2 separate regions of the Homo sapiens genome follow, and region 2 is linked to region 1. A link is an interaction called in ENCODE POLR2A ChIA-PET data of the cell type or tissue named here. Cell type or tissue: CD4-positive, alpha-beta T cell. All regions are shown on one strand. Each heading gives the region's core, and the rest is flanking DNA. Links, peaks and the distances in the headings are about the cores only.

Evidence for each region. Peaks named below come from ENCODE experiments on the same cell type or tissue, not always from the same donor. Only the 100,000 strongest peaks of a DNase experiment are listed, where the experiment ranks them.
Region 2: POLR2A ChIA-PET joins it to region 1 with 5 read pairs; 6 of 35 experiments call an interaction of 5 or more read pairs at or near these places.

The regions. Positions count from the first base shown.
Region 1 is chr12:68,570,787-68,587,022 of GRCh38, forward strand. No RefSeq gene overlaps it. Among named protein-coding and RNA genes, the nearest start is that of RAP1B, 32 kb to the right of the region's middle. In CD4-positive, alpha-beta T cell, for the core only: no CTCF peak of the experiment used is centred there; no DNase peak of the experiment used is centred there.
Region 2 is chr12:68,448,059-68,458,676 of GRCh38, forward strand. It overlaps LINC02384 (long intergenic non-protein coding RNA 2384), which reads right to left and starts at 3,426. Exons shown (of 4, transcript NR_120458.1): 1 at 3,309-3,426. RefSeq lists enhancers at 3,285-3,614, 3,675-3,814. In CD4-positive, alpha-beta T cell, for the core only: no CTCF peak of the experiment used is centred there; a DNase peak (open chromatin) is centred at 8,093; H3K27ac peaks cover 635 bases.

The DNA.
Region 1 (16,236 bases), core at 5,913-9,912:
AGAAATGTCATTCTAATTCTTCCAGCCATTGACCATCTTCGTCTAGTTTCCCAATACACATCAATCAGTGAGAAGTCATGGTTCTGTAGCCACAGGAAGTTCCGCATTATCAGGTTGGAAGTCTGCCCTTCTCAAGAAAGTGATCTGACTTGTAACAACAAAACCATCTTCTCACACTAATCAATACATTTTATTTTCCACAATTTTTAAAAAAATAATTAAGAACCATGGTTATTTTTCTATGACTCTAACCCATTCTTATTTTTGAATGCCTTATGTTTTGTTAGCTAAGCTGCTCAAGTAGAAGGATGAATATTGAGAACTCTCCTAGTCAACAAAACTTCAGATCACCTCTATGCACATGTTGAACTTTAATTATTGTGGTTTTGTCATGGTGTATAAATACATTAAATTGAGTTATTCTAGTCCTGATCAATGGAAGCAAACAGAAATTTTTTTATATGAGCAAATAATATTCTTAATGAAACATCCACACGCCTAACTTGGCATGCTAGTGCAAACGTATTAACTTAATAGCATGCTGCAGATATGTGTACATGCATGTGTTCTATATTTCCTGACTCTTCAGTCAATCCACAGTTAAGTTAAATGAATTCCCTCTGCCTTGATTATATTATGCCACGTTGAAATAATTTCATTTCTAAGACATGTTGGCAGTATTTGGGGGCCTCAAATAGCACATTCTATTTCATAGGTACAATTAACATTCACTCTGGCAGATATTACGAATTGGCACATACAATATGCATGTCAACATGCTTCTAGCAGAGGTTTCAAAGATGAAAGCTATATTTTTTACCCTCCCTTGAAGCTAGGGTTCTGGGTTGATGGAGGTTTTATCAATCAAATGCAATCATGTGGGACGGGGTTTGGAATGGATTTAAGTGGGGTAAGAAAGAGCAAGAGGCACCATTTTGCTGGTGTGGATCAGGCTGGTTCTGTTTGAGACTGCAGCACTGTGAACTCTGGAGTCAAGACCCTGAGCAAGACTCCTGATTTAACAGACGGCTTCTTGATCATGGCAGGAGCCACAGCACAATTCTGTGGGGGCTTTGAGAGTTATCTATGGAAGCTCAGCCTAGGGGCTCTTTCTTCTGCTCCCTGTCCCCAGTGATTCTGCAAGCCGTATTAAATCTTGCAAGGCATCCCTTTCTGCTTCTGCTAGCTAGAGTTGATGCTGTCCTCTCAGTGATAACCAAGATTCCCATGAAAACATTAGCCATCAGACAGAATTTAAAATTTCTTTCTTTACCCATATCACAGTTACAGTACATGTAGCTGGCGTCATTTAATGATCTGGTGACACAACAGTTTAATCTCCATCTAAATTTAGAAAATACATTATCAGAGGTTGCTAAGTTAATATAGAGATGGGGATTGCTTCTCGGCTTGGGGTTTTATGAGTAACTAGTTTACTGAGAGATCAACTGAAAAGACCCTTCTCTGATCACAGCTCCCATGTACCTGAAGAAACAAAATACCTTGCATTTATGCAATGCTTTTATACTTTTAAAAGTGCTTTCATATGCATTGCTTCAATTATAGTTCACAACAATGGAAAAGCTGAAAGGAAAAGAATTATCACATCCACATTAAAAATGAAAGAACTAAACTTCAAAGAAGCTAAATAGTTTGCTCAAAGTGTGGTAGATAAAAGGTAGAGGTGGGACTAGGACGTAAGGCAACTGTCTGCTAGTCCAGTGCTATTTTTTGAGTACTTCTGTGAAGCATGTGTATGCTTAATTAAACTTTCCCTGTATATACTGTCACAGGGGCCATAACTTGCTGCCCAATAACCACTTCCTTTTCTTCTTTAGAAATAGAACCCCAGTTTTTTGTTTTTTCAGAGGCAACAGTTTACACATAATTATTTGATTACATTCCCATTCTCCCTTAAACTAGGTAGCACCTTGTGACTAAGTTCTGCTCAAGGAAATACAAGCAGAAGTATCAAATGGGACCTACTAAGAAGGCTGCTAAAAAGAGGCCAACTCAGCTGCAAAAAGAATGCTTTTATCCTTCTGGGGTTTCTCCTTCCTGCTGCTTGGAATGCAGATGTGATGGCAAGAGCTCAATCAGCCATACTGACTCATGAGGCAACTTAAAGACAAATGTCACCAGTTAAGGATGGATAGCAGAAAGAAGGAAACTGGGTCGGTGACTTTACAGAGATATCATAATACTCTTGGACGTCTTACATCAGGCTTTTTATTTTTGCATAAGAGAAAATAAATATACATCTTGTTAAGCTACTGTGATTTAGAGTTTCCAATTACATGCAGCAGATCTTAATCCTAACTGATACACATAATTTTCCTAAATTATTTCTATTTTAAGGTTATGCATTTTAAAATAAATGCTTTCACCAATGAGTAATCAGAGAATGCAGTGATTAGCTCAAGATAATAGCAGTCCCAAGACACAGTCAACCTCTGGATATACTATTAGATCCACATTAAATTTTGAAGAGTAGAAGCTAGATTCTTCTGTATACATATTTCAGAATAAAGACTAAAGTTGTGTCAGTGTTTTACATATTAAATATTACTAAGTATCCCCCTAAAACTGAGTACAGAGTGAGCAACATAGTAATGAGCAACATAGTAACCTTGTGCAGAAATCATATGAGTAGTTACGTGGCATGGTCCATGGAAACACTCCAGTCTACCTGGGCTCATGCCTGATATACTATGGATAGAAGCACCATTGGCCATTGGCCCCTGGGACCTGCTCACACTTCTGGCTATGGGTTGGCTAGTTTTCTTTACATTCCAAGATTTCTGATTCAGGAATCTGTTTTCAATTTCTCTAAAAATTCCCCATAAACATTAAGCTCTGTTAGATTGAGGAATAGTCATCCTTGCTGAAAGCTGGAAGGGCAGATGAGGCTCTCTCTTTCTTTCATAGGATTCCCTGGATCAGAGTTTGACTTGGAGACTGCATTTGACCAGAGTTCCCTTGCTCCACACACCTTTATGCCAACTTTTTAGGGGTTCTTTTTTTTTGGAGACAGAGTCTCACTCTGTTGCCCAGGCTGAAGTGCAGTGGCATGAACTCAGCTTACTGCAACCTCCACCTCCCCGGTTCAAGCAATTCTCCTGCCTCAGCCTCCCGAGTAGCTGGGATTACAGGCACATGCCGCCACACCTGGCTAAATTTTTGTATTTTAGTAGAGACGGGGTTTCACTGTGTTGCCCAGGCTGGTCTTGAACTCCTGAGCTCAGGCAATACACCCGCCTCAGCCTCCCAAAGTGCTAGGATTACAGGCGTGAGCCACCACACCTGGCCTCTTTAGGGGTTCTTAACCTATTTTGTTCCATGTACCGCTTTGGCTGTCTGGTGGACCCCTTTCTGAAAATGTTTTTAAATCTATAAGACAGAAGATAGCAAACCGATTATATTGAAATACAGTTATCAAAATATTTGAATTTAATTTTGTTAATATGTCTCTTTATTAAGATACCACATTTCAAGATGTCACAGTACATCTAATAATTACCACAATCTTAGAGAGGAGGATAAATAATATTTTGAGATATCAGTAACCACTCTAATGTAAAAGGAAAATACATGTGATTTCTATTAGAGACTGAATCACAGCTAAAGTTAATTCTGTCGTGGTTTGTGTCCTACATTCACAATGGAAAAAAATACTAAATTTCAGATAGAGATTATGAAAATAAATATGAGATTTTTTTTCCATCAGATTCATGGGCCCCTCAAGTCCAAGCACAGATGCGTTGGGAATCTATGGATCCCAGGTTAGAACACTGCTTTAAATCATGAAAGAGTCTGCATGACTCCTGCATTCCATCAGAGACCATGTAAGAGTTCTGGTTTGCGGTATAGTTAGATACTGGCAAGATGGGTCCTCAATTTTAGCACCTTTCACAGTTCAGGAACCTGGTGAAAGCTATAATATATAGATAACTGATTCTAGTCATTGTCATCCAGAAAGGCCTGTGTTGTAAAATGTTAACTCCACTGCAAATGACAAAGGACGTTAGACTGCAGTTACTGGTCAATGCATGGATTAAAGGAAAAATGAACTATCAGTGGGCCCCTTGAGCATCTTCTTTGTAAAGAACTGAGACCCAGGAAAATAGCTATGCATTTACTGTGTACATAGTATGTTTTGGCCAATCTGCAGATAAAAGACATCAGTCTCGAAGGCCTTATTTGGGACATCCCTCTCAACGATAAAATCAAATATGAAACTAAGAAAAATAATAAAAATCAAATTCCTTTGAAAGTTCTCTATAAACATTAAGCTCAAAGCTCTCCCCAAAATCCAATTTAGCAAAAGACATTTCTACAATAAAGTGGTGCTTGACAAGAACAATTTAAGGAAATAGTTCTGGTGTCTTTATTTACTATTAAAGAGACATACACAAATAAAATATGATGAAGTACTTATCACAAATAATACGTTTTGAATTATTTTCAAAGCCACAGGAGATTTTAAAAGACAACCTCAGAGTTATTCATGACAATGGACTATAACCCAGTCCTGGAGTCATTTCTGAAGCTTAACTTCAAATCAGTTTAGTGAAATTAAGAAAAATCAAAAGAAAGTCTTTCTGAATTCAAAAGATACTTATAAGTGAAGCAAAATTTGAGGGTAAAATTATCTTTTTACAAAAAGACACATTCCATTGAGACAGTTTATTATCATAAATTTTATTAGCAAATGCAGATACTGTATGACAGTTTATAAATGCATCTTGGCAATTTGTTTTTTTTTTTTTTTTTTTGAGATGGAGTCTCTGTTGCCCAGGCTGGAGTGCAATGGCGCAATCTCAGCTCACTGCAACCTCTGCTTTCCAGGTTTAAGTGATTCTCCTGTTTCAGCCTCCGAAGCAGCTAAGATTACAGGTGGCCGCCACCACATCCAGCTAATTTTTGTATTTTTAGTAGAAATGGGGTTTCAGCATGTTTACCAGGCTGGTCTTGAACTCCTGGCCTCAAGTGATCCACCCACCTTGGCCTCCCAAAGTGCTGGGATTACAGGTGTGAGCCACTGCTCCCAGCCAATTTTTTTTTTTTTTTAAGAGACAGGATCTTGCTCTGTCACCCAGGCTGGAGTGCAGTGGCACAGTCATAGTTCACTGTAAACTTGAACTCCTGGGCTCAAGCTATTCTCCTACCTCAGCCTCCCGAGAAGCTAGGAGTACAGGTGTGCACCATCACACCCAGCTAATTTTTTACTTTTAATAGAGATGGGTCTGGCTATGTTGCCCAGCTGGTCTCAAACTCCTGGGCTCAAGAGACCCTCCTGTCTCAGCCTCCCAAAGTGCTGGGATTACAGGCATGAGCCACTATGCCCGGCTGAAATTTTGAACACACAAATACACCACATAATACCAGATTTAGAGTCAGAGAAACCTATTTTAAATCTTTGCTCTGCCACATGTTTAACTGTGTGAGCATGGGCAAGTTACTTAGCCACTCTGATCTTCAATTTCCTCATCCATGGGAATAACAATTATACCTGTCTCTTATGGTTGTACTGAGAATTAAGTAAATAACTGTAAAGCACCTAGAACACTTATTGATATACATTAAGCACTTTATAATTTATCATCAAATGATTCTTGTGAGAATTAAATGTAATGTTACCTATAAAGTTCTTGGCATACTGTCTGGCATATACTTAATACTCAATAAATGGTAATTAGTATCAGAAACAGTAGAAGTATTAGTATTAGCATTTAATGATATTAGAATTTATGTTGGTATTAGCATTAATATAGTACTGCTGCACTTTGGGAGGCCAAGTGAGGAGGACTGCTTGAGTCCAGGAGCTTGAGACTAACCTGGACAACATAGCAAGACCTCATCTCTACAGAAAAATAAAACAATTAACTGAGTGTGATGGTGCATGCCTATAGTCCTAGCTATTAGGAAGGCTGAGGCAGGAGGATCACTTGAGCCCAGGAGTTCAAGGCTGCAGTGAGCTATGATTACGCCACTGCACTCTGCCTGGGAGACAGAGTGAGATCCCATCTCCAACAAAAAAGAATACACACACACACACACACACACACACACACACACACACACACAGTATTGCTGTAAGTATTGGCATTGGTATTGGTTTAGATATCAATAATGGCATTAGTATAGTATGATGTTATCATGAAATGCATGCCAAAATACGGAGTTCCTCCTCAAGATGCTGTTGCTCTGAGGAACTCCTTTCCTGCCATGTCTTAAAGAAGGTGAGGGCTGAGACCCACCCTTTCTCTGGGTATATGACGATCTTAGAAATGGACCCCAAACCAACAATTCCATGGCTATGTACAGTCATGCATGTGGGAAGAATATCTTTGAGCCAAGAACCTTTCCCTCAATCACATCTTTGATCTGGTCTCCCTGCGAGTGTAGAAAAAGGGAGTTCTCACCCTCTCCTGTTGGCAGCAAAAGAAGGAGGAATTGGAAAACTGGGATACTCTCTAAAGACCACAGAGGGTATTATGCAGCCAAGTGTCCCCACTTGGCTGGGGTAGGGGATGCTGCATGATGACCCAGGTGTTCTTTGAGGACTTCGGTATCAATGCAATGACCACAAAGTATTGGGAATAAGAACACAATGATAATCAACAGGGTGACTATAGTTAACATTAATCAATTGTACATTTCAGCTAGCTAGAAGAGAATAATTAGAATGTTCCTAGCATAAAGAAAAGAGATATATTTAAGGTGATGGATATCCCAATTACCCTGATATGATTATAGGAATGTATCAAATTATCACGTGTATCCCGAAAATATGTGCATCTAATATGTATCAATTAAAAATTCTCTAATCTTTATAAAAAGAATATAATGATCATGTCAAATACGCGAAAAGCAAAGTTATTCTATCAACATGTTCGGGGAGTTACCTCTGGCATTGACTGTTAAGGATTGGATTCTGGTAGTTTACATTTCCAGATCCAAGCAAGAAGTTGATGGAGAAAGAGGAGAATACCGGCTGATTCCTCCATTAGTAGGGGAGGAGGTGAGTGTTAATAACCCCTTGTCCCTCCTCCCTCCAAAACCACTTCTCAGGCCACCTGTGGTGGCTCACATCTGTAATCCCAGTGCTTTGGGTGGCCAAAGCATGAGAGGATCCCTTGAGGCCAGGAATTGGAAGCTGCAGTGAGCAATGATCACACTACTGCACTCTAGCCTGGGCACCAAAGTGGGACCCTGTCTCTAAGTAAACGAATGAGTGCTTTTCTTAAGTGTCTGCTTTTCAGTTAACAGTGTCTGTCTCTAAAAAAAAAAAATAATAACAACAAAAAATAGCAAAACCACTTCTAAGCCCTTTATCTTTTGCCAGAAAAACACAGCTACCTAGGCCCCCTGGGTAACAGATGCCAGAGCCTTTGAAGAGGCCCTCAGAGTAGTTTCCTGCTCTTCTTAATTTTATTTTTCCTTTTCTTGGTTTGGTTGCACAAAATAATTACAATGACACTTGTTAATATGAACTACTTATCATTTATGCCTTGTTATCATGCAGTACAATAATAATTACAGCTATCATTAAATGTATGTCTAACTTTATTATGTGTTATTTGATTAGAACTCTAAATTCTGTTCACTGACATTCATATTTCATAATTTATTGCTCAAGTGGCATGATCGTTCACTCATAACTTTTTTAAAATTAAGAGAAGCATTAATTAAGAGGCCAGGTTCTAGTCCCAACCTGATTATAATTAGCTGTGTGATTTGGGGCAATTCACTTAGTCTTTTTGAGTCTCAGTTTCTTCAGATATAAGATGAAGTGATTGAGTTAGAAGGCCATGCATCTCTAAAATTCCACAGTGTTATAATTACACTATTATTGAGCATTCTTTAACGTTATTAAGGCCCATTTTAACCTTATACAACTTCAAAAAAACTACTATAAAAGCTGATTATGCTTTGTTCACTCAGCACCATATCCGTCCTAAGCATCATTCCCGGCATTTCAAAAACAGTCCCATTTACTCTTCTTAACAAACCTATGAAGTAGATACAATTGTCCATAAGAAAACTGTGGCTTAGAGCTCCCTAACTCAGCGATGCTGGAATCCAGATAGCTGCACTCTACTCGATTCCAAAGTCTGTGTACTTCAAACTACGTTGCGATGCCCCTAAAGCAATTCTGAATGACGTAATTGAGTTAAGAGTGATGTCAACCTGCCCCACATTTGAAATACACCTTACGGTGTGTGTGTATTTTTCATCCTCCCTCCCCTCCTTCTGTTTCTCCTGCTTCTCTTCCTTCTTCTTTAGCTAAATTTCCTTACAATTTGATTTTTAATTATCTGCTTCTTTCTCATAAAATAAAAATTTAGAGTGGCTACAAATATTTCTGTTACTAGAATTAATTGGTTGTTGGAATACCCAATAAATTCAAATTTTTTGATTTGTCCTGTATGTTAAAATATCCTATAATGACTTATAATCTGTATGCAGACAGAGAACTCAGTATAGTGTGGTACATGGGCTTAAGAGCTAGACAAATGGTGCATCTCTGTGGTCCCAGCTACCTGGGAGGCTGAGGCAGGAGGATTGCTTGAGCTCAGGAGTTGGAGACAGCTTGAGCAACGCAGTAAAATCCTATCTCTAAAAACGAAAAACAAAAAAGAAAAAGAAAGTTCAAATACTAGGGCTTTTCTGCTGGTGAAGAGCTCTGTGGCTTGGCGGTTAGTTACTGAACTTTTCTGGTTAAATTTACTCAGCAGGTAAATAGATGCAATAGTGCCTTCCTTAAAGAGAAAAATAATAAGTCCTGAAGGTAAGCAACGATATCAACAACAGGGGCCGGGTGTGGTGGCTCATGCCTATAATCCCAGCACTTTGGGAGGCCAAGGTAGGCGGATCATTTGAGGTCAGGAGTTTGAGATCAGTCTGGCCAACGTGGTGAAACTCTGTCTCTATTAAAAATACAAAAATTAGCTGGGTGTGGTGGTACAAGCCTGTAGTCCCAGCTACTAGGGAGGCTGAGGTGGGAGGATTGCTTGAACCTGGGAGACGGAGGTTGCAGTGAGCCGAGATTTCGCCACGGCACTCCAGCCTGGGCAGCAGAGTGAGACTCTGTCTCAAAAAAAAAAAAGATATCTACAACAATCAGAGCTGACATTTATTCATTAAGAACCAGGCAGTGTAGGCCGGACGTGGTGGCTCACGCCTGTAATCCCAGCACTTTGGGAGGCTGAGGCAGGCGGATCACCTGAGGTCAGGAGTTCGAGACCAGCCTGACCAACATGGAGAAACCCCATCTCTACTAAAAATACAAAATTAGCCGGGTGTGGTGGCGCATGCCTGTAATCCCAGCTACTCGGGAGGCTGAGGCAGGAGAATCACTTGAACCCAGGAGGCAGAGGTTGCGGTGAGCCAAGATAGTGCAATTGCACTCCAGCCGGGGCAACAAGAGCGAAACTCGGCCAGGCGCGTTGGCTCACGCCTGTAATCCCAGCACTTTGGGAGGCCGAGGCGGGTGGATCACAAGGTCAGGAGATCGAGACTATCCTGGCTAACACGGTGAAACCCCGTCTCTACTAAAAGTACAAAAAAAAAATTAGCCGGGCGCAATGGCAGGCACCTGTAGTCCCAGCTACTCAGGAGGCTGAGGCAGAATGGCATGAACCCGGGAGGCAGAGCTTGCAGTGAGCCGAGATATCTCACCACTGCACTCCAGCCTGGGTGACAGAGCGAGACTCTGTCTCAAAAAAAAAAAAAAGAGCAAAACTCTGTCTCAAAAAACAACAACAAAAAAAGAAATCAGGTAGTGTGCCAAATATTTTATTGTATTATCTAATAAATCCTCACAACTACATATAAACTGAGTCTTAGTTTATATAAGCTGAGTCATATATTCTACATATAAACTGAGTTATTGGTCCCATTTTTTACAAACAGATGACAAAACTAAGACACAGCATAATTAAGTCACTTGCCCAGGTCATGCGGGTAGAGAGTGGCAGGGCCCAGATTTCCACCTAGGCAGTCTATCTTCAGGACCTAAACTCAAAGAATGGCATCTGACACAGAAGCAAACTTCAATAAAAATTTATTTCCTTCACTTTTATAAATGTTTTAAGAGATTTGCAATAAGAAACTGGTTAACACATTGTTTACTGAGGTGAACTTGATTTCCAACCTTAAAAGTTATATACATTTTGTAGGGAATATTGTATCCGAATGTTAGAAAGTATAGAATGACCCACTTCAAGTAAAAAAGCTTTAAATAAGGTCTGTTTTAAATAGCATGCCCTAGAGTATTCACCACAAAATTGCCAACAATTTATCAAGTGGGCTATGAGTGTGTGTGTGAGTGTGTGTGTATATGAGAGAGACAGACAGAGAGAGCATCTCACCCACTGATTTGTTCTTCTGACATTTGGTAAATAAACTCTTGCTGTTGCCTTTGTCTTTTATACCAAATAATTAAATAATTTAGTTTGAAATGAATTCTTGAGCTTGAAAGCCATCAGGGTTAGTCACATTTTTAGGGGAAAATATTTAGGCATCTGAGACCCTTATTAGATTTCTAATTTTTTTCTTTTTATTGAGACAGAGTCTCGCTCTGTTACCCAGGCTGGAGTGCGGTGCTCGATCTCAGCTCACTGCAGACTCCACCTCCCACATTCAAGTGATTCTCCTGCCTCAGCCTCCCAAGTAGCTGGTATTACAGACATGTGCCACCACACTTGGCTAATTTTTTGTATTTTTAGTGGAGACAGGGTTCGCCATGTGGGCCAAGCGGGTCTCAAACCCCTGACCTCAAGTGATCCACCCAGCTTGGCCTCCCAAAGTGCTGGGATTACAGGCGTGAGCCATCGCATCCGTCCAAGATTTCTAATTTTTTTGTTACTTGATTTATGTCAAGTGATATTAATCCCACAAAGGGGGAAAAAAAGAAAGATAGGAAAGGGAAGGGAGGAAAAGGAAAGGAAGTGAGGAGGGAGAGAGAGGGTAGAGAGGTAGAGAAGAGAAGGACTTGAAAAGGAGAGGAAGAAGGAAAAAAGCTTCAAGCTAAGGCAAAAGGATCTAGCCATATATATCCAAGACAATAAGGAGAATATCTGTCTTAGAGATGTCTATTAAATACTTTAAAGATAAAAAGAAATGAAACACCTTACTGAGACAAGAACACAGTGTTCATCTATTTATTATATATATTAAAATTCATGTCAATATTCTGTAGCTCTGAGGATGAAAGAACAAACCAATCTATTCCTGCAAATGAGAAGGGAAAGTAAGTTGTCTTATGGAAATAAAACGCATTGCTTCAGTAGGAATTGGGGAGGAAGTCTGCAGGCTTGTGGATGCGGAACACTGGACAAGCAATGTTATTAATATGTGATGGCGCAAGTAGTAGGGCAAAGGGTGCTCCTTCTAGTCAGAAATCACTGGTTCTCGGCTTTGGCTCAGCCCTGCTATTTAAGTTTCTATGTGCTTCAGGAAAAATTATTCTTTTAATTCAATATAAATGATGATACAACCACAATTAGGCTACATTGTGCATTTAAGATTCTTAATTAGGCCAGTCACAGTGGCTCAGGCCTGTAATCCCAGCACTTTAGGAGGCCTAGGTAGGAGGATCCCTTGAGCCCAGGAGTTTGTGACCAGCCTGGGCAACATAGGAAGACCTCTATCTCTACAAAAAAAAAAAAAAATCAAAAATTAGCTGGTCAAGTTTGTTCAAGTGTTGTATCAAAAAAATAAAATAAAATTTAAAAAAATGTTTTAATTAAAAGATTAGCTGGATGTACACACCTATACTCTTAGCTGATAGCACAAGCCTATAGTCTCAGCTTCTCAGGAGGCTGAGGTGGGAAGATTGCTTGAGCCTGGGAGGTTGAGACTGCCGTGAGCCATGATCACACCACTGCACTCCAGCCCAAGTGACAGAGCAGGACCTGTCTCAAAAATAAAATAATTAATTTAGGAAAACAATGCAAATAAAATATCAGCCACATAATTTCTTTCCATTTCTATTTGACTTTGTCATCAGTATATCCAAGACGAATTGAGGCTAAACATATATATTTCAAGTATGGTAATTTGCTCTATGTTTGAGGCAAATAAGAAAAGATGCAGGCCAGGCACGATGGCTCATGCCTATAATCCCAGCACTTTGGGAGGCTGAGGCAGGCAGATCACTTGAGGTCAGGAGTTTGAGACCAGCCTAGACAACATGGCAAAATCCCATCTGTACTAAAAATACAAAAGTTAGCTGGGTGTGGTGGCACACACCTGTAGTCCCAGCTACTTGGGAGGATAAGGTGGGTGAATCATTTGAACCCGGGAGGCAGAGGTTGCAGTGAGCCGAGACCACACCACTGCACTCCAGCCTGGGTGACGGAGACTCATCTCAAACAAAAAAAACACAAATAATAATTTTTTAAAAAGAAGAGATGTAGATAGTGAATTCCTTGCTAATTGGTCCTTTCTCTTGGAGTTATTCCTCATGTTCTAGAGAAAAAGTATGTATAAAATTGTGGAAATATGGAAGTTCATCAGACTGGAGAGTGTATTAGTAGAGAACAAAATAAAAATTCTCAAAAATTACACAGGATACATTCTCAATTTCATCTTCTTGACTAAAGTTAGATACTAAAAAATTAAAATGCTAATTACAGTGGGATTCAACAGCAGGGAGGAGGAGAAAGTAACCAAAACTGATCACAATTTTATTTTCATTTAAATCACTTTGTTAATTGGGTTAGACTCCTACTGCTAAAAGGGGGAGGACTACAGAAGATTAGTTTATTTTTAGCTTGTTGCTATAAAACTCTTCTGTGCTTCTTTCAGCTCAGAGTCAAAAGAAGAGTAAATGTTTTCGAAAGTAACAGAACGTTAAGGTTGCACATTGGCATCTTTGTTCTAATGAACAGAGTGTGATTTGAAGATGGCAAACTTGGGTTTTGTACCATAACTAGCTCCAAAGCTTCTGGCTTATATAGGAGCAAGTTTTGCCTTTCCCATTGGTAATGTGTTGTGGTTGAGCTGTTAACAATACTAAAGCATATACTACATCCTTATATATATCAATTTCAAACTATTTACCTGCTCACTGTGTTTTTTTCTTCCATAAATAATGCACAAGAGAGTAAAGTATATGGAAGCCTTTTATTTTTCCATTAACATAAACAAAAAGGTGGGTGAGGTGGGTGACCCACCTACCTCAGCCTCCCAAAGTGCTGAGATTACAGACGTGAGCCACCACGCCCAGCCCTTTTGTGTTGTTCTTATTGTTCTCCTTGTCTCTATTCTGTGTGATAAGGTCCTCCAAGGTGCTGTCTATCCTTATTCCATCCTTGATTACTCCCCAGGACCAACCTTCAATGTCTTCCGCACAGTATACATTCAATAAATTTTGCTGTCATTTTTCTTTTTTTAAAAAAAAAAAGGAATTACACTACCTTACAGATAAGGAAATAGAAAAATAGCAAGACTTGTCCAAGGTCACACAGGTAGTAAAGGAGAAAGTGGCAATTTGCAATGCTGTATTATGGTCTTTGTCATTTCATTAAATGGGCCAATAAAATTATCCCCACCATTAAGTGACTTTATCAGATAACCTTAAGTGGAAGTTCCTAGATTTGGCTGGCTACACATGTGACCTCAGGCCATTCATTGTAAAGCCACAAATCTCATAGTCTCCGAGGTCACTAAGAGCTTTATTTCCTTGCCAGGAGCGGTGGCTCACACCTGTAATCCCAGCACTTTGGGAGGCCGAGGCGGGGGGATCACGAGGTCAGGAGATCGCGACCATCCTGGCTAACACGGTGAAACCCCGTCTCTACTAAAAAAAAAAAAAAAAAAAAAAATACAAAAAATACAAAAAATTAGCCAGGCTCCGTGCGGGCGCCTGTAGTCCCACCTACTCGGGAGGCTGAGGCAGGAGAATGGCGTGAACCCGGGAGGCGGAGCTTGCAGTGAGCCAAGATCGCTCCACTGCACTCCAGCCTGGGCAAAAGAGCGAGCCTCCGTCTCAAAAAAAAAAAAAAAGAAAGAAAAGAAAAGCTTTTTTTCCGTTTTCACTAGAAATGATCAGCACAGGGATTTACTATTTACTCAGATTTGCTTCGAGCATGATGTCAGTTGTCACAAGGTGGATGGGGCTGGGCTGCTCTAACCAGTATTTGGTGGAAGACTTCCAAAAAGTCCAGGTAATGCAGGAACTGGCAGGTGAGTCACTGTTAGTAGCCCGCACTAGGAAAGAGACCAAGCTGGAGTAACATGATCCCAGGGAATTGCAAAACAAGCCAAATTTGGCTTTTTCTCTCATCTACTCTTCTCTGTGCTGCCTCCCTGGTCCTGCTCCTCAAACTGCAGACCTGGTCATTACCATTCTTAGCTTCCTCATGCTCAAACTCTCTCTCCTGATTCTTCAGGCCCAGATATTAAGCTGATATTAAAAATTAAAACAAAAAAGGTCTTATTCTTGGCAAGTCAATTTCTTCTTTGCTAGGTAACATACATTCATTTCACTTTATTTATTTATTCATTTGAGACAGGGTCTTTCTTTGCCACCCAGGCTGGAGTGCAGTGGCACAATCACAGCTCACTGCAGCCTCAACCTCTTGGGCTCAAGTGATCCTATGGCCTCAGCCTTCCAACTGGCTGGGACTACAAGGACACATCAACATGCCTGGCTAAATTTTTATTTTTTGTAGAAATGGGTTCTCTCTCTTGCCCAGGCTGGTTTTGAACTCCCAGGCTCTAGCAATCCTCCCACCTTAGCCTCCCTAAGTGCTGGGATTACAGCCTCACTTCCCTATAGGCTTTAGAGCTAATGCCCCTGTTTTAATTCCCTAATCCAAAAATACCAAATACAGTTCATCTCCTGTTAATTCCAACCGATTGGTAGTGGGCCCTAGAATGGTGAGCTGATAAGGATTCTGAGGCCATGCATGGGCTCAGTGGTAAAGATTGCTGGGGCCAGGAGCCGTGGCCCATGCCTGTAATCCCAGCACTTTGGGTGGCTGAGGCGGCTGGATCACCTGACGTCAGGAGTTCCAGACCAGCCTGGCCAACATGGTGAAATCCCATCCTTACTAAAAATACAAAAATTAGCTGGCATGGTGGCAGGTGCCTGTAATCCCAGCTACTTGGGAGGCTGAGGCAGGAGAATTGCTTAAACCTGGGAGGCGGAGGTTGCAGTGAGCAGAGGTCACGCCACTGTACTCCAGCATGGATGACAAGAGCGAAACTCTGTCTCAAAAGAAAAAAAAAAGAGTGCTGGAATGGATGAGTGGTGGTCCTCTGGGCATAGACATGTCTGCTATACATTTGTCATTTCTGACCTCATAGGAAGTGCTTGCAATGGTAGGAATCTCCCAGACAGGCAGAAGAAAAGGATCTACCATAGCAGTCCCCTATGACCGATGCAGTAAAGGAAGTCAGACTATGTGGCATTCTGCAAATTGTGTAATTTAAGAAGCTTTAAACTCTACCATGTGCAGAGATAGTTAAGGCCAAAAACGCTATACAGCGTATACAATGTTCTTATGAGGGTTTTTCATTGTTGCTGTTTTTTGAGATGGAGTCTTTTGCTCTTATTGCCCAGGCTAGAGTGCAATGGTGAGGTCTTGGCTCACTGCAACCTCTGCCTCCCGGGTTCAAACGATTCTCCTGCCTCAGCCTCCTGAGTAGCTGGGATTACAGGCATGCACCACCACGCCAAGCTAATTTTTTTTTATTTTCAGTAGAGATGGGGTTGCATCATGTTGGTCAGGCTGGTCTCGAACTCCTGACCTCAGGTGATCCACCCACCTCGGCCTCCCAAAGTGCTGGGATTACAGGAGTGAGCCACCATGCCTGGCCGAGGTTTCAACTCACTTATATTACCTAAAAAGTACTGTTCTATTTTTATATTATTTCATTGTTTTGTTCAAAAGTAAAGGTTGGAGCTATATCTTTTGTTCCTAGTTATAAATTGGCTAATTACTTACTGTCTTCTTTTCTCTGTAGAGTCCCAACTAGACACATTATTTTAAATTTCCCTTTCTAAAAACAATGTTATCTAATGTCATCACCTAGCTACTACATACCACCAAGCTGAAAATACCAGAAGAATTGAAAAGCAGCTGGGTGCAGTGGCTCATGCCTGTAATCCCAGCACTTTGGGAGGCGGAGGCGGGTGGATCACAAGGTCAGGAGATTGAGACCATCCTGGCTAACACGGTGAAACCCCGTCTCTACTAAAAAATACAAAAAATTAGCTGG
Region 2 (10,618 bases), core at 6,440-10,439, 120 kb before region 1:
AGGCAGGGTCTCCTAGTTACACCTTCTGACAACTCTATGCTAATGTATTATCCTATAAATATTAAATAACATCTGTTTCCTGCTAGAATCTACTCTCCAAGGGCAGGGTCCATATCTGCTTTGTTTATTGCTATATTGTCAACTATGGTACAGTTATGAATAATTGAATGAATGCTGGTGGACATCTGGGTTCCAAACCGTCCAACTGAATGATATATAAGGCAACAATTGCTTCTTCAGTTTATGTATCAGTCAGGGTTTGACATGAAAAACAGAACCAGCAGAAAATTTTTGTTTGTTTGTTTTTGTTTTTTAATATATCCATTTATTTTTTACAAAGAATTATCTTACACAACTGTAGGAGCTGGCTAAGCAGGCCTGACATCCACAAGGCAGGTAATCAGAAAGGGAAAGCCATAAGCAGGCTAGACTACCACAAGGATGAGCTCAGTGATGAGGATGTCATGCAGAAGTCAGGGCTCTTTGTCATGGAGCTGTACACATACACTTAACCCAAGAGTCAGTGAAATTGGAAGTAGATACATCTGAAAAGTAAAGGAATTATAAACTAGCTGCTGCTTCACACCAACAAGGCAAATCAGCAGATCAGCAACAACATGAGTGTTTTTGTCCCAAAACGTAGAAAAGTTCTACAACTTTCCTTCTGCTCTACTACTTGGAATCTCCGACCTCAGGGAGAGTATAGATCAAGCTTATCCAAACCACTTTATTTTGTAGTTGTTGTTCTGTTTGTTTTTGTTTTAGGCTTTTAGCAACCTGAAGCCATAGTTTTTAGTTTCCGTCTCTAGTAATAAGCAGAAAAGAGGGATGAGGAAGGGGCTTTTCTGGCCCAATGAGAAACAGAAACTAAGAACCCATGACTGTACTCTCTCCCTTAGACACCCCTGGTCTAGACTCTCTTTTAAAAAGCTTTTAACTGATTAAGTCACATAGAATAATATCTCTTTTGACTAATTTAAAGTCAACTGATTAGGGACTTTACAGCTGCAAAATCCCTTCACAGCAGCACCTAGATTAGTGTTTCAATAATTAGGAGAAGGTACGTGCGTGCTACAAAATAGCTGCTGCCTCACTTCCATCTTCCAATTTTTGCAAGAGACTCTCCCTTGTAGACCACCCTAGTCAGAAACATACTAGAAAAGGAGCTCTGGGGGATGTGATTTATCCAAGCCAAAGCAGACACACCACGAAACCATCACAGGTCACATCATATAACTACCTCTTTAACCTTGAATGAAAGAAATTAATAAAAGAAACCAGTGATATTCAGAAGTAAGGGGAACCACTTTGTTATAGAAATAGTGCTGATTCTGCAGATGCAAAGGAAAAGAACAAATCTGGATAGGAGGGCAGAGCTAACAACCTTAGAGGAGCATGCTTCCAAGAAGTAGAGGAGGTATAGGGGAGCTCTCAGAGCAAACATGGAAGTGATAAGCATGTATTCCTATCAAAGATGGGGAAACTTCATTCCAAGACAAGCTGGAATGTTGGTGTTTACCAATAAACGCTTGTTAAATGAACTGATAAATCAATGAACCAATGAATAAATGCTGCCTTAAGCTTAAGCCCTGTGCTAAACTACAGAGGTATGGTGATATCTTAGTCTGTTCAGGCTACTATAACAAAATACCTTAAATGGGTAATTTATAAATAACAGAAATGTATTGCTTACAGTTCTGGAGAGTGGAAAGTCTAGGATCAAGGTAACAGCAGACTTGGTGTCTGGACTTGCTCTATGCTTCAAAACTGGTGCCTTCTTGTTATATTACCAAATGGCAGTAAGGGCAAGGCACCTCTTTTAAGAGGGCACTGTGATGGTTAATACTGAGTGTCAATTTGATTGGATTGAAGGATGCAAAGGATTAATCCTGGGTGTGTCTGTGAGGGTGTTGCCAAAGGAGATTAACATTTGAGTCAGTGGGCTGGGAAAGGTAGACCCACCCTTAATCTGGGTGGGCACCATCTAATCAGCTGCCAGTGTGGCCAGAATATAAAGCAGGCAGAAAAATGTGAAAAGGCTAGACTGACCTAGCCTCCCAGCCTAAATCTTTCTCCACTGCTGGATGTTTCCTGCCTTTGAACATTGAATTCCAAGTTCTTCAGCTTTGGCACTTGGACTGGCTTCCTCGTTCCTCAGCTTGCAGACAGCCTGGTATGGGACCTCATGATCGTATAAGTTAATACTACTTAACAAACTCATATATATATATATATATATATATATATATATATATATATGAATGTGTTTTATATATATATATATGAATGTGTTTTATATATATATATGAATGTGTTTTTTATATATATATATATATCCTATTACATATCCTTAACAAACTCATATATATATATATATATATATATATATATATATATGAGTTTGTTTTATATATATATATCCTATTAGTTCTGTCCCTCTAGAGAACCCTGACTAACACAGGCACTGATCCATGACTTAATCACTTCCCAAAAGGACTCACCTCTTCATACTATCACATTGGGTATTAGTTCCAACATATGAATTTGAGGGGGACACTAACATTTAGACAATAGCAGGTGGTAAAAAAGACACATTGTCCTCACCTTATGGAGGTTCCCTAAGGGTGGAAGGGATGGAAGATATACAAGGATTAAACAGTTCAAGCTACAGGACAAGGGTTGTCTTAAGAAAGATGGCTTGACTGAGAGAAAGCAAATTGGTGTTCTTCAGTCTTTTCATGGGTGCTAGATACTTCCTTGTTGCCATTTCTGCATTGCCAGAGCCACACACACACACACACAGAACACAATAGACTTTGTACAGCTTCCAGTGCAAAATTAGAAACCAGAGCTCAATATCTAGTTGACAGTGACAATATGGTTATTAGAAAAGCCTAAGTATGACATGTCTTGAATAATCAATGATTGAATCATGTGCCTTTAAGCTTAGCTTATGCCAAATGCCTCCAGGAAAGGTTATTTAAAAAAAAAAAAACTCAGAATGTGCTCACTGGCTTACAGTGATTGAGTTATGCTGTGGGCCATGGTAACTTCTCTGCAGTGCTCAAAATAGATGAAGGGCAGATCAGTCACCCTGGGGAATTTTATCTGCCTCATTTATGCATCCAGAGATGCTGCTTACATAAAGCCGAAATAAGCACAACCAAAAGGCACCAAGGAAGACGAATAAAAGGTGACGATTCAAATAGAAACCAAGAAAACAAGAAAGCAATCAACAGCAAAGATCAGGACCAGTCCCTGTTGTAAAGATCTGAGTAAGAATTCGGCCTGTGAAGATGGTACAGTACCTTTAACTTTCTGATATCTTCTAAGAGGCAGATTTAGAAACCTCTTCCTGGAGAAAGCCACAGCCTCCAGCTGTTCTTGTTCTACACATTCAGGCATGGACCCTTGCCACAGCCTCTCAAGGATTCACACTTCACACTGGCAGAGCACTCTCTCACTCCTCCTGGAGATACTGGCTCCTTCTTGACCTGCAGGCAGAGCACCAGAACCATGTAAAAATGTGACTCAGGCAACTCACAGATAAGCAAAGACCTCCAGGCAGAGCACCAGAAAGTCAATCAAGAACCATGCAAAAATGTGACTCAAGCAACTCAGAGTTAGGCAAAGAAACTGAAAGTTTCAAGAGTTCCCCTTGGCCAAGTTTACACCAAAACATTTTTATTATGCGAGTAGTTTTTAAAGGAAATCATTCATCATAAGTTTGCAGAAAAGGTCTGCTCCTTGTCTCCAGTTGCCTTGGAGATCGTCAAGGGGTGGCTGGAGGTGAATCTAAGAGACTGGAAATTCAGTTCATGGTCAAATCCATCAGTGTTTTAAAACATTCTAAAAAACCCAACAGCACCATCTGTAAGGACTGCATCATTTGCGAAATTTCTTGCTAAATCAGCTGGCCAAATGCAAAGCCAATTGCTTTGGCTTCCGTACAACACCATGCTGCAGCCAGGAAGTATTTTAAGTGGATAATGAGTAGTCTCTTCTCTCAATGAATACGTTCAAATAACATCGACTGCCTGTAATATGCAAAGTTCCTAGTCAAGGCTGCCTTAGGAATTCCTGCCCCTTAACTTAACGCTTTAATCTTTATCAGGGAAAATATCCCTCTTCTCTAGTGATGTTTAAGAAATCAATTCCCTGGCAATGGCCCAATACACTTTCCAGCTCATACACAGACATGTAAAACTGCACACACAGAGAAACACCCAAATGCACACCATTCGTACTAGTTCTGAGATATGCAAGGCTTACACCCTGCATCCAAGAATGGCTGCCAAGTTTTTCCTTTATTTAGTTATAATACCTCCTCTAAAATTATTTGGGGACCCAAAATGGCCTTTTTGTGTGAGGAAACACACATAAGAAATACCTCTCTGCCTTTTTCCCTTGAAAAATATAGTTATCTATGGAAAATCTGTGTGCTCTCTCTCTTTGTCTCTCAGATAAAAGTGGCAAAGCAGATGGAAGCTCCTTCTGTGAAGAAATCAAATTCTATACTCCTTATATCCAACCTCCATTACTCTATTTTTGTCATTTAAGTTATATAGTAGATATGTAATAAATGCTTCATTATTTCACTTATTAAGTTGGCTTCTCCCTCAAGGTACTTTAGAACTTTGGTACCCAACAGCAGCTCTGGGATCATGAGCTTATCAGAAATGCAGACACTCTGGTCCCATCCTAGCCCCCCCTCGAATCAGAATCTGCATTTTAACAAGATTTCTAGGAGATGTGTAAGCACATTAAGGTTTGAGAAGCACTGTTTTGGGACACACCTTGATTCTCTTTTTTTTTTTTTTTTTTTTAGTTTTGGTTTCTTTTTTTAGACTTAGGGAATACAAGTACAGTTTTGTTACATGGATATATTGTGTAGTGGTGAAGTCTGGGCTCTTTGTGTACCCATCACCCAAATACTGTACATTGCACCCAACAGGTAATTTCTCATCCCTCATCCCCACTCCCACCCCACCCTCTTATCTTTTGGAGTTTCCAATATCTATTATTCCACTCTGTATGTTCATTACACCTTGATTTTTACACTGTTACTGTTAGTCTAGTAAGTTCTCTCACTCCGCAAAGATCATGTCTTGCCATGGGGGACACTTTTCTAGAGGATAGTAATTATGAGCTGATGCTTTTGGGCACTAACCATGTGCCAGGAGTGGAGAGGGCACATAGTTAACATGAGAAAGATTTACTCAGTTAGTAAAAGGTGGAGGCAAGTTGGAACTCAATCTGGCATCTGGGTCCATGTTTTCCAGGTGCTGCTTCCCTTATTGGGCCCCTGCAGGGTGCAGAACGGTCCTACTTTCTGCAAGGTGTTTGACGTCCCTGTCTACCACACACTATAACTGCATGATACCTTCAGAATCCTGACAACCTAAGGACTGCCCCCACATTTCCAGACACCCATGTGAGTGGTGCTGATCACACTAAGAACCACAGTGTCTTGTGTTCATGCAGTAATTTTGAGAAATTAGTTTCCTGTGATTTGTTTCTTTCTTCCAGTGTTTAACCAAATAATAAAAATCCTTTAACGTTTTACATGTTATTTTTCACTTCAATAGAAGGCTATCACTATTGAGGGCCTGCTCTATGCAGACTAAAAGATAAGTAAGCTCCTTGCCTCTAGCCACTGACAATCTGGTTAGAGAAATAAGGCCTTAGTAGATGCAATAGCTAAGAAACAATTCAAGACACTATAAGATTAAGTCCAGAAATGACCAGAAAGACCTAGATTTATATTCTGGCTTTGTGCCACTTACTAGTGTGAGCCCAGTGACATTCTGTAAGCCTCTCTTTCCCTACCTGTAAAACGGGGGTATCATTAAACAATGCACATAAATTGCCACCACAGTATGTAAAGCATGAGATATACTTAATAAATGTTAGCCATATCCACCAATCACCACCCTCTCTGAATCAGGAAGAAATAGGACAAAAATGGGATACAGAGAGGATGTGCGTAAGAGAATAGACAGCATTCTGGGCAGGAGGCACAGCCAAGCAAAAGCGTGGTGTCAGGAATGTGCATGCCTGCGGCAGAAACTTACAGACTCTCAGACTGGATGAAGTGAAGGGTTCCAGTCAAGGAGTTATGAGAAGTGAACACATTAAAGTAAAGATAAGTTTACATTTGTTATGTGGACATGGAATCTCCTGGGGATTTTTGAATTTCTTCAGTATCACGACTTTCAAATACAGAAGAAATGCAAACCTACACAAAAGAAAATGAAGGAGTCTTCTAGCCATTCCCCCAGGGCTTCCCACACCAATGAGCGCGGATGCATCTATTACCAATCAATGTCTTTAAGAAGCCTGAAGAAATAAATGCATGGCACTGCTGTGGGACATATTTTTAATTCTTCTTTAAGTTCAAACCTGCCATCTAATTTATTTTCACTTTCAGTAAATGCCTTTTAAGCTTCTCAGACTTGAGCTAAGTCACATAGCTGATAAATAAATAGGATAAACCTACAGGAATATACTTGGTTCTTCAATCTTATGAAGTCTGAAAAATTGTATAAAGTCGACAACTTCAGCACTAATGGACCTAAAATGGCCAAGAAGCTATTGCTACTACTGTGTTACAATCGCTTTTGCTGGAGCATTCTTGTTTCTGCTGCTCATTAGGAAAAGTACTATCACACCCAGCAGAAAAGAATAATTGGCAAATCAACTAATTAAGGCAATATCGACACTCCTCTTGTCACCCAGTCACTTCTTTGTTGTAAATAAGCTTACTTGCTTACATTAAAGTCATTAGCTCTTCATATGTAAATAATAATGCACTTGAATTTAAACTGATTAGATATCTGAAAACAAACTTCAGTCCACTCTAATCTGGCCAGGATAGGGAAAACAAAGAGCATTATTGTCTTACTTAACCTGGTAAATTCAACACAACTGTATGAAGCTTCCGAATTCATTAATATCCAAATTCACCTTCCCTCCTGGACATTAGCCGGAATTCTATCTTTAGTTGTAAGACACACTATACTAAACAAATACTATAGTAATTAAAGAAACCACCCATTTCCTTCCCCCTAAGTTCCAGGAAGCCATGTTATTTCTGCAAACCAATTTCTATTTGCTGACTATTCTCCAGGGCTTTTAAAAGCAAATAAAATGTACCGGAAACTGTTTTCCAAATGACAACAAAGAATACATCTCCTACTCTCTCTTCTCCCCCAACAGGAAAAAACAAACAAACAAAAAAAGTGTGTGTTTGTGTGAATTTAAGGCATATACATTTAGGGTCTTGTTAAATCCTGAAAGATTGAAAGCCCCACAGTGTCCTGAAAGGAAATGTTTGAAGAAACTTCTCAAGTCTCTAAAGTTAGCTGGATCCTTTGCGACACTCACCTCTCATTTTGGCTCCTATAATTACCCCCTTTAACTTAATGCTGTTTATTTTTATATCTCTTCCCATCTTTCCTCATACCACTTTGTTTACAGCTGGTTAAAAAAAAAAGTTTATATTCACATATGTTCAATTCTGTCTTCATTTTCACTTCTCAGTTTCCCCTGCCCCATTTACCCTAGTGGGTTTGTTTGTTGGTTTTTTGTTTTAACTTCTTTATCATTGTCATTCTTCAGTCTAAACAGGATGAATTATTGATATAATCCCCAGCAAACAACTTCTTAACCACTTCCCACTCCTGAACCTTTAGTTTTTATTAAAGCACAAAGATTTATGTCAACCAAGAGTCCCATATAGTTCATTTCATCATGGGAGGAAGGGGGTTGGGAGAGGGGAGGAAATGAGACTTATTTTCATCCTGTTTGGATCCAAGACAAAGATCTTATGTCATCCAAAAGGGAGCCAAGACAAGACAGAGCCCCATGGTAATTGCCCACACTCTAACCTTTCTTGTCTCCCTTCTTGTCCCTCACAAATACCTCCCAGCAGGCCAGATTATTTTGTTAGAGAAGCTCCAAGCTGCCTACAACCCTGTAACAGGATAAAAGCTCTAGCAAGGTTTATGCAATGGACACTTATTTCCCTCACATCTCCCCTTCCTGCTCCTCAGATGATACCCTTCACTTCCTGTCCAGGTCAGGTTCCTGTACCGGAGGGCCACCCCAGGGTGCACTTCCTGCCTTCTAGCTGGTTTCATTGTCTGTGCCCTTAAAGCCCAGTCTTCCCCACGGGCTCCTGTGCTTTTCCACCCATCACATCATTCTGTTTACCTCTTGTTTGCTTTTTACTCCTTCCAAACTATCTCCTAGACCTGGAGTTCTCTCCCAGCTCTTTGCCTACATACCAATCTCAGCCTTTCTTAAAACCACGTTTCTCCCAGCAGTCACTCAGTAACTGCAGCCAATCAGGATTTTTGATATCCTGTCAACTTTGATTTGTTCTACCAACTTCATGGTGAAAATAACCACCACCTGCCGCATGATTCAGTCTTTTAAAGGCCTAGAACCACACACTTAACTAGGAATATTTGATATCTGAATTATGCTGTTTATCAAACCAAAGCCATGCTTTTGCTTTTGTGGGAGTTTTGTTTGTTTTACACTAAGCAAGACTATACCTACTGGCTACCTCCTCTGACCCCCTAGGTTAGATTACTTCCTACAGTTATTCTTTTACTCATAATCCACTTTACCTTTTGTTGTTGTATTTACGTATTTTGTTAGTGTACTGTGTGTAATAAATAGTTTGTCTAATTTTCAGTTTAGATAAGTTTTTCCCCCACCAACCTATAAATGTGTGAACTTATGAAGGGTTGGGGGAGCCAGGTGTTTCCTTGTCAAGCTGCCTCCCTTTCTGTCTCTTCCGCCTTCATTACTGTTCTGTTGCCAGCACAAACACAGGCCTGGCACATATGAGTTGATCAATAAATATATATTAAATGATGTGTATTCTCACACTATTTAAAAACTGGATAAATAATAAACACACGTGTACATACATACTGAATGAATGATACCACCACCCTTCCCCCACCCCCAGTCTTCTCCTTTCAGCACCACATCTGGTCCTCACCTCCAAGCATGGCAGCAGGCTGACCCTGCTAGGACTAGAGAAGCATATGCCGTACCCCTTGTTGAGCACATGGATACCTTTGAGGTCCTTCCTGAAACAGTGTTCAGGGTACAATTACGGTGGTAAGCCTGCCTTTAGCTGAAACAATGCATCTTTCTTTAATATTCTTCATTTTTTAAAAAAACCCATTTATAGAAAAAACAGTTTCTTCAATAAATGGTGCTGGGAAACTGGATATCCATATGCAGAAGAATGAAACCCAGACCCCTATGTCACCATATACAAAAATCAAATCAAAATGGATTAGAGACTTAAATCTGAGACCTCAAGCTATGAAACTACTACAAGAAAACATCTGGGAAACTCTCCAGGACATTAATCTGGGCAACAATTTCTTGAGTAATACCTCACAAGCATAGGCGACCAAAGTGAAAATGGACAAATGGGATCACATCGAGTTAAAAAGCTTCTGCACAGCAAAGGAAACAATCAACAAAGTGAAGAGACAACACAGAGAATGGGAGAAAATATCTGCAAACTACCCGTCTGACAAGGGATTAATAACCAGAATACGTAAGGAGTTAAACAACTCTATGGGAAAATACCTAACACTCTGATTTTAAAATGGGCAAAAGGTTTGAATAGACATTTCTCAAAAGAAGACATACAAATGACAAACAGGTATAAGAAAAGTACTCAAAATAATTGATCTTCAGAGAAATGCAAATCAAAACTACAATGAGGTCAGGCGTGGTGGCTCACACCCATAATCCCAGCACTTTGGGAGGCTGAGGTGGGCAGATCACTTGAGGTCAGGAATTTGAAACCAGCCTGGCCAACATGGTGAAACCCTGTCTCCACTAAAAATACAAAAATTAGCCCAGCGTGGTGGTGCATGCCTGTAATCCCAGCTACTTGGGAGGCTGAGGCAGGAGAATCACTTGAACCTGGGAGGCCGAGGTTGCAGTGAGCCGAGATTGCATCACTGCACTCCAGCCTGGGTGACAGAGTGAGACTCTGTCTCAACAACAACAACAAAAAACTACAATGAGATATCATTTCACTCCAGTTAAAATGGTTTTTATCCAAACAACAGGCAGTAACAAATGCTGGCAAGAATGTGGAGAAAAGGGAACCCTCATACACTGTTTGTGGGAATGTAAATTAGTACAAATACCATGGAGATTTGGAGGTTCCTCAAAACTAAAACTAAAGCTATTATATAATCCAGCAATCCCACTACTGGGCATATTCCCAAAAAGAAAGGAAGTCAGTATAACAAAGAGATACCTGCACTCCCATGTTTATTGCAGCACTATTCACAATAGCCAAGACTTGGAACCAACCTAAGTGTCCGTCAACACATGAATGGATAAAGAAAATGTGGTACTTATACGCAGTGGAATACTATTCAGCTGTAAAAAAAGAATGAAATCCTGTCATTTGCAACAACATGGATGGAACTGGAGATGATTATGATAAGTGAAATAAGGCAGGCACAGAAAGACAAACATCACACGTTCTCACGTGTGGGATCTAAAATAAAAACAATTGAACTCCTAGAGATAGAAAGTAGAAGAACGGTCACCAGAGGCTGGGAAG